Linked DNA regions of Homo sapiens: region 1 is linked to region 2. A link is a contact called in ENCODE Hi-C or POLR2A ChIA-PET data. All regions are on one chromosome and are shown on one strand. Each heading gives the region's core, a stretch centred on a gene start or an enhancer-like site at or near the end of the contact. The rest is flanking DNA. Distances are from core to core; before and after follow the strand shown. Region 1 has its middle 15 kb from the start of LINC03007. Region 2 overlaps LINC03007 (long intergenic non-protein coding RNA 3007).

Evidence for each region. A loop is a pair of places that touch in the nucleus more often than their neighbours do. ChIA-PET counts read pairs that join two places held with the same protein, here RNA polymerase II (POLR2A). Pooled maps may share reads with other maps.
Region 1: a loop to region 2 is called in a map of aorta, with 2.5 times the contacts of the local background. The contact joins two enhancer-like sites. A Hi-C loop is called at or near these places in 4 of 168 maps with a recorded cell type or tissue (aorta, chondrocyte and sigmoid colon) and 1 of 50 pooled maps. POLR2A ChIA-PET finds 5 or more read pairs at or near these places in 1 of 52 experiments (activated CD4-positive, alpha-beta T cell).

What each region holds. Positions count from the first base shown.
Region 1 is chr7:25,803,085-25,807,222 of GRCh38, reverse strand. No RefSeq gene overlaps it. Among named protein-coding and RNA genes, the nearest start is that of LINC03007, 15 kb to the right of the region's middle. Within about 2 kb of position 1,948, at least 3 of the 41 ENCODE cell types and tissues checked have a DNase peak (open chromatin) inside an H3K27ac peak, as active enhancers do.
Region 2 is chr7:25,752,640-25,756,897 of GRCh38, reverse strand. All of the region lies in intron 1 of LINC03007 (long intergenic non-protein coding RNA 3007), which reads left to right. Among named protein-coding and RNA genes, the nearest start is that of LINC03007, 35 kb to the left of the region's middle. RefSeq lists an enhancer at 2,236-4,258. Within about 2 kb of position 2,435, at least 10 of the 41 ENCODE cell types and tissues checked have a DNase peak (open chromatin) inside an H3K27ac peak, as active enhancers do.

The sequences.
Region 1 (4,138 bases), core at 699-3,198, 51 kb before region 2:
GATAGTTTCAGTGGGAAAGAGGTAAAGAGTGTTATGAAGAGGATTTAAAATATATATATCTGTGTATGTGGTTCATGTTTTATGGTTGATCTGGTAAAGCCACTTACTTCCAGCATTAGTAGCAATCACATTTTGATTCCATAATTGCCCACTTTACATTTAACTCAAGATTTCACCTGCTAGGAAGTCAGGTCGAAGTTGTCCCTCTTAGGGACTGAATGCCTCTGGTGCTTACCAGGGTTTTGGAGAACACAGCCTGTTTCACTGAAGTCTGGGTGTGGCTCTCTCCTCGGGATAGAAATATATGACTTCTTAAGCACTGTGGTGGACCCTGCTAGAAACCTTCCTAATACCCATTCTTTCCATACTGACAGAATCCTAATCCTGTTTGGGGTGGCAACGTCCGCACCTAAACCACTGAATGTCCCAGCTTTCCCAATGAGACATGAGTAGAGGTTTGCTGGGGATTTTGGGGAAAAATTTTGCTTTTCTCTTGAAGGCTGATGTCCTATCCCCTTTTCCTTTTGTGTGGATGGGGTACCACAGGAGGACCGCTATCTTGTAACCATGAGGTAAGAAGCGTGAGGAGTAGATGAGAGAGGGAGGAGGCTGGGACCCAGCTCCTGCTGAGGAATTGCTACACCTGCCTGCACCAGCCACCTCAGGATTTCTTGCTATGTTTGAGAAATAAATACTCTTTGATTAGAGTCAGCTTTCTGTTACCTGTGTAGAAAGGCAATTTCAGATGGACTAATGCATAATATATAGGAAATCTTGCCGTTTCTTAACTTCAACCTTGGGTAACATCATTGTGCATGTCATGAGTTAGGGAAACTGTCTGAGAGAAATGTGAGCAGGACTCAGCTCTGCAAGTAGTGAATGTTTCTTGAAAACAGCCCATATTTTCTTCCAAGCGCACACTGAAAATGTTCCTTAAAAATTTCTCATTCCTAGGTCTAGGCTCACAAAGTGAATCTGAGAACTGAGGAAATTGCTTAGAGAGCTTTCCTTCCTGAACGCTTTCACAGGACTAATCATATCACTGAGTCACAGATGATTTTTAGACATGTTACGGGGATCATTTTCCTTGGTGATGTGAATTTGCTTTCAATGTTTACATGCACTGCATAAATAAAATAATCTAGGAAATTCAGGTTTGAATAGCTCTACACTTAAAAATGCTGTAGTTGTTTAGCAGAGACGGTGCCAAATAGGGTGGCTTCTTCTGAGGTGAATAAATCAGGCATGGGATGGTATCACTACAAGGCCTTCAAATGCTCTGAGAGCAATATGTAAAGGCCATTAAAGATTTTTTTTTTTGAGAAGTGACAGATTACCTAACACAATAATCCATGCTATTGGACAAATTGGTTTGCAAAGAATACAGCTGGCTTCATTTCAACACCACTAATGCTATGAACGGCAGCAACCAAATGATACCTGGAGGGCAGGGGCCCTTGTGTGACAAACCTGGCTCTGGGCCAGCTCAAAGAATGTTTTCTTCTTGTTTTTTTTGTCTACATTTGGCACATGGCAGCCACATAAGGGCTGTTAACATCAGATGTTGTGTAAATCTAAACAGGTAAAAAATCAGGATCAATTTTTTAAGATAGAGAAGTTTCCAGCAATTCATCTTGAACACAGAGCTCTGGCATTCCTCACTCTCTGTGAGGCCTCCTGTTGCAGCAGATAATTTATGACTCCCACATCTTGGCATTTCATTAAAACCTAAAGCATTTGACAAACTGTATTTTCAGAAAGTTTTTTCCATGAGTTGGTTTCTAGCAGGAGGAATTTATGATGAGTTGACTTAATCCTTGCTTTTTGGAGGCATCTAAAAAAAGTTCTTTCTATAAACAGCAGAATTGCGTGTAGGGGATGGCAGACCAAGCAATGGCTAGGATGTCCTTGTGAAAGAAAGCTCACCCAATGCCGTTGTAAAGCCTCCTGTGTGCTGCCCAGCTTTCATGTCTACCTCCTGTGCTAATTGTGCTGTCTGGAGGTTGGCGGGCTTCCAGCCTTACCTGGACCAGTTTTTTCCCAAACCCAGGTTGCCTGTGTATTCACTTATTACAACTAACCACTGTGAAATCATTCACAGACTTTGGAAATCACATATGTAAGGTGATTTATTTATATATTTTGACTAATAATCTTAACTTGTCATTTAGTTTTTAAAAGTTGATAAACGGACTGGGAGTTGGAAGAGGGAGCTGTTCGTGTTAAATTTATAACCCTGCTTCTTGGCATTTTTGGGTTGGTTATTGCTCTTGGATTTCTTTACTTTTCTTTTTTTTTTTGGTTAGAAACGTGTGTGTGTGTGTGTGTGTGTGTGTGTATTGGGGTCTCTTGCTTGCTCCTTCTGGTTTCCCTCAATATGTCAATATTGTGTTACACAGAAAATTTTTGAGAGGTGCAGACTTCACAGAATTTTTATGCACTAAGAAAGAGGAAACTGAAAAATGTGAATATAGCATTTTGTCAGTGTAATTTTTGCCTTTTCTTGCTGTTTATACACAATGTAAAGTTAAATGGCATTTCAGCAGTGATTCACTTATTTTGACAGGCAAAATAGAAAATTCAGACTCTTAAATGTATTTTCTTGTCTGTTTCCCCAATTATCATCATCTATGTGGAATTCAGTGATGGTCACAATTCCACTTCACTTTGAGCTGAATACACATCGCTCCTTCTTACATCTTTCTCGTCTGTTTCTATGACCAAGAGAAATGAACGGGGAGGTGTGGGGCAAGTGTGTAGATATTTCATATTACTGTTCCAATTGCTTGAGGGATAATATGAGTAATACTGGTTACTTTTGTTGACTGAATGCACAGTTGACTGGTCTCCTGCAAGTCTTGGCCTGTACAGACATAAGTCCATGTAGTTTGGGTTAAACAGCAAGTACAGGCAAAGAAAATTAGCGACATGGCAATTATCTGGATAATTCAGATTTACAACACTACTTATCCTTGAAATGGTTTCAAGGGAAAAATGGTTTTGTGGGGACTTGTTTAGATCAGGATGTGGGAACTTTCTGTAAAGGGCCAGATAGTACATATTTCAGACTTTGCAGACCTGACAGTCTCTATTGCAACTAGTCAACTTTCCAGCACAAAAACAGCCATAGAAAATACTTAAAGGGGTGGGTATGGCTGCATTTCAATAAAACCTTATTAATAAAAACAGGCAGTGGATCAGATTTGGACAGCTCTCTTTAGATATTCTATATGGGTCTTTATTCTCTAAGTTGTGTAATCACTAGATCACCAGTGATTATTCTGCCTCGTGGGAGTGGAAAGCACACGTGTGTGTTAAGTATGTGTGCATACAGATCTGATCAATACTATTTATGAATGTTAAGATGAATCAGGCTTAAAAAAACCCTGAAACATCTCAAACTACTTGGTTTCAAAATTCAAAATGTTTTACAAAGTCTTTTCTCCTGTCAGTCTTTTCAATTGTTCCAAGCCTTCTTGTCTACGTGTTGTAGAGAGCAAGGCTGAGAGTGCTGACAGACAGTGGGAAGGGCTGTCTCAGAGGTAGGGAATGAAGAATGGAAAACTGACACCTTCTAGAAATTGAAGAAGACGACATGGTCTGGACTGTCTGGAGAAGCGAGTAAATGGGACGTTTAAGCTGAATTAGGGTGTGCAGGCTTTTTGAGGTGTATTTATCTGTCAGGGATGGTTACTGCTTTTGTCTGCCCCGTTCTTGCTCCATGATCCATAATGACTGAGTGGGCACACAGCACCGGCCAGGAGAATCAGGGGCCTTCCCAGGTGTTCGAGGTGGTTCTGGTGGTGAGGATATCTTTCTATTCAGATTGGAAAGTCTGAGTTGTGCAAGTCAGAGTTGTCTCCAGCCATGCTCCCTGAAGTGTAGAAAGCCCTTTGGCAGTAGACAGCGTGGCACCAACAGCCCGCAGAGCGATGAGATGAACAGAAAGTGTCACCTCTGAGCTCTGAAGCTCTCCTTCGACTCCATGAACCACCCAGTACCTTCCTGATCACCCCCTTTATTTTGATTTAACTGTTTTTAGTTGGGAATTTTACAGCCATAATCAAACAGTCCTGACTGTTTTTTACCATCTCATTGGTAAAGTATCTGTCTTCAAATGTCAAGTTGTATATAAAAT
Region 2 (4,258 bases), core at 1,186-3,685:
TGATCACAAGTCTAAGATCATTGCTGAGGATCAAAGTCTTAACTTGGGAAAATTTAGCCTCATTACTGTTTTGAGGTCTGACAGCTGTCTCTGTGCTTTTAATAGATCAATTCCATTCATCTATTCAAATGAGCTCTTCCAAATGCTTCCTTGATGTGCCAAGAACACACTTCTCATCTGTGTAGTTTTGTTATTTAAGGATGATATATTGGATTTTTTTCAGTCAATCATTTTGGTTATTCTGACACTTTCTGTATACCATGTCCTTCAAAGTTATTTTTGTTTTATCAAGAGATTTCTTTGTGTGGCTAACAGAAAATGGTGCATAATTGTAACAATAATGAAGTTTTATAGATCTTTGCACATGGGCATATGTGACATTTTAGAAATTCATAACATTCTGAGGAACATATTGGCGCCATCCTCATAGGATTTGTGTCCATGGGGATGCTAGGTGATCATTCAAGTCCTTACTTTCTATCTCATTCTGGAGATGGACTAAAAGTTGTAACACCAACACCAAGTGGCATGTTATGTATTTATATTTGTGAATTAGAATTTTCCTGAGTTGGGGAGGTGCATGGCAAGCATGTCTTTCTTGGCCTCATAGTTTGCATGAATGAAATGAAAAGATGGAATGGTGGTGCTTATGATGTATTTTATTGCTATAATACGAACCTGAGTAATGTTAATTAAGATTAATTAGGATTAAGCTAATTTACAGTGGGGGGGAATCTACTCACAGAAATAAGAACAAATTGTCTAAACTTACATATATTTACTAAATAGTAGGAACTATTTATTTAGCTAAAATTAAACTGTAACAGGTTTGGTTGAAGATTACCCACAACGTAACCAGTCAAGGGGAAATACTGTAAGGATAAAAATTCAACCAAGGGCCAGGTGCAGTGGCTCACGGCTGTAATCCCAGCACTTTGGGAGGCTGAGGCGGGTGGATCACGAGGTCAGGATATCGAGACCATCCTGGCTAACACGGTGAAACCCCGTCTCTACTAAAAATACAAAAAATTAGCTGGGCGTGGTGGCAGGCGCCTGTAGTCTCAGCTACTTGGGAGGCTGAGGCAGGAGAATGGCGTGAACCCAGGAGGTGGAGCTTGCAATGGGCCCAGATGGCGCCACTGCTCTCCAGCCTGGGCAACAGAGCAAGACTCCACCTCAAAGAAAAAAAAAAATCAAATAAGATGTTACACAATGAATACTATACACATCACTGTCTTGAGGGCTCAAAGGACCCTTTAATTCTTCCCTAGCACAATGGAAAGAAAAACAGGAGAGGCACAGTACCTAATATAATAGATGTTGGAACACAAGGCCAGAGAGAACTATGTAGAATCTCAGGTGGCATAAACAGCCAGGAATTGCTTGAGAAAGCAGTAAACAAAGACAGTTGTCTTTCCAGCAAAGGCAATTCAATATTCAGATCTTAGACTATTGGGCCTTCAATTGAGAAGCTTTTGGAAGGCCTGAAGTGTGAGGATCTGAAGTCTTTGTGGAAGATACAAAGGGAATGGATGGGGTTACCAGACATTGGATGGTGACACGGAGCCCCAGGATGGGAATCTGTGCCACCACTCAGCATCCAGGAGCTCCAAAGCATCTGCTTATTTGGGGCTACTCCAGGTGGTGTTTTCAAGATAATTCATCCTGAGTGAAATGTTCCCAATAGCCTTTGATCCAGCGACTAAAGTCTCTTTTTGGTGATGCCCCAGGAGGTGAGAGCACTTTGTGTATATCCCTGGTGGCCTGCCCAATTCCTTAGGTTGGTTTCTTCTCTGCTTCAGTAATGAAAATGTGCTGCAATAACCAAAGACCTGCAAAGCAATGTGGAAATATTCACTCATTAGTGAACTATCAGTGCCTCCCATGACTGTTGCCATTTCTATCCATGCAGATGGCAAAGGGCTGGCTTCTGAGTGTGTCTTCCTGAGGCTGCAGAGCAGGAAGGTGACAATCACATCAACCTCTCTCTCCCTCGCATCATCCTGTCCATTTGCTCCTCTCTGCATATACTCCCAGTGCCAAAAATCTAGTTAATTCTGAATTTCCCCAGGCAGTGTCTTCATTTAGGTAGTGCATATCCAAGGCCCAGCATCTGGGTGTCTAAAATCAGTATATTGCCCTGTAGACAGATTTTAGCCACCCCAGATGGAGTTTATGCTCAGGAAGTGTTGGACCTTAGCAGAGCTTTCAGACTTAAGGAAGAAAAAAGATCGACTTTACCACCTTGGCAGCATGGAGACAGCTTTATGTACATGTTCTTACAGGGTTTGGCTAAACATTTTGTACGGTTCGGGTGGAACATGTGAAGAACTGTAATAGAAGCAGAAGCGTTGCAACACGATGGCCCGACCATGGGGGCTTGGCAGCAACTTGCTCCAGCTCTCAGTTTGGTACAAAGTGCTATCATTACCATTTGGAAGCAGCTCCCTGTAATGTGAAAACACTTCCAGGGAAATGCCAGGAATCACAAACACAGCCTTTACAGAATGCAGAGACAACCACTATCTTTGCAGGTGGCCATTGGTGGCCCGGATCTGCCTCCCCAAGTCTTAGGCAGAATCTGGAGTGGACAGGAGGGAGTTGAGGGCAGGGAGGGGGTAAAGATATTTTCCCCAGTCCAGCCAGAAAGCTCGGGTAAACGGGCCCTTCCTTTGTACTCTTGGGTCTTCTGTGTGATCAGCTGAGGCTGAGGAATCTTTGGGGCAAACTCAAGGCAGCCGTGTAAGTCAGGCCTTGGGGAAAGCGGGGAGCAAGGCAGAAAAACAGAGCAGTGGGAAGTGGTTGCTTGGTGCTGAGTTTGGCTTAAAGTGTTGAGCTGTGCTTGAGCCTTCAGGCTCCAAGCAAAACTCCAGGGGAATGAAACCCACAGCAACCCAAACAAGGTTAAGGCTGAGCAGGAGGCCGTCTGTGGGGCCACACTGCTCTTCACACGCGGCCTGTGCAGGCCTTTCGGTGGATGGAGACCTTTCACTGCAAATCGGGTTTCTTTGGACTCATCTGAGCCAGAGTCGTTGAATGTGTTCAGTCACGACTCGGTTTTTCCCAGAAGCAGAACCCCTTTCTCACACCCAAGACCATGTCCTTGGCTGGCAAGCTATTATTTACCTCGTAGCCGAGCCAGGCAAGGGAGCCGGGGGTTGTTTTTGTGAAGAAATTCACACTGGGGATGGGTTGTAAAAGGAAAATATGAACAGAGGTTTGGAGTCGAGACTCTGAGACTCTGTTGGGGTGAACTCCCCCCTCCATAAGAGTCCTAGAAAAACAGAGGCGATGTCGTCATAGCAGCTGCTGATGGCCTGACAGACAGTTTCCGCAGCGCTACATGAGGCCCTTTGGTGTCTCTGTCAGGAGATTGGCAGCTGAATGACACCAATGAGGCCGGGCCTGTATTCCCTCTGGGAATGCCGCCCTAATTGATAGACAGAAGGCAAAGAGGAGGATTGTTTTTGAACCTGAAAAGAAACCCCCTTTTTTTCTCCCGAAAGCTCATGCCCCCACTCTCCACAGCTCTATTTTCCCCTCCCTCCGACACTTTTTTTGGAAGGTGTTTTGTTCCAGGGCAGTTACAGAGCTTAATGGAACTGAATGACTTTTACCCTTCACAATCTGTCAGTCAAAGCCCGACTCCAGGACTGTTAAATAAAGTCCTTTCAGAGGCAGACAGGAGAGGAATGTGTCAGTCAGGCAACAGACCCTGTTGTGTTTTAATCTGTCAGAGGGCTGATGAGGAGAGCAGCGGGCCCCAGGCAGGGCACATTCCCAGCAGCCCGAAGAGGCCTTGACAAACCCAGGTGTGGAGCCAGAAAGTCCCCCCACTCCAGCATTCTTGAGGTGTGGACTCAGAGCCCCCAGGCACTCGGGTTTGCAATCAACTGTGAGATGTTTGGGCAAATTTTCAGCACAGGTTTCATACTAAGCATTTTAAACATAAAACCAACCACTAAGTGCTGGGTATCCGTACGAGGCATGGCTTTCAAATTAATACACTGCTTAGCTGAAAATACAGCAGACAGTAATGTTCTTGCTGAGGGGCCTTCAGGTAGACTCCAATTCCAAACCAATTTTGTCTAGCCACTTTCATTTCTTTCTAATACTTTCCCTTCACATTATATGACAATCCATTAATCTTGCCCATTAACTTAAAATTGCTGGGCAGTTTTTTTGCAGAGTTCTCAACAGTTGCTTTTGTTCACTATAGATTCAGAGCGTTACATAAAAAATGTCCACCATTAGACAT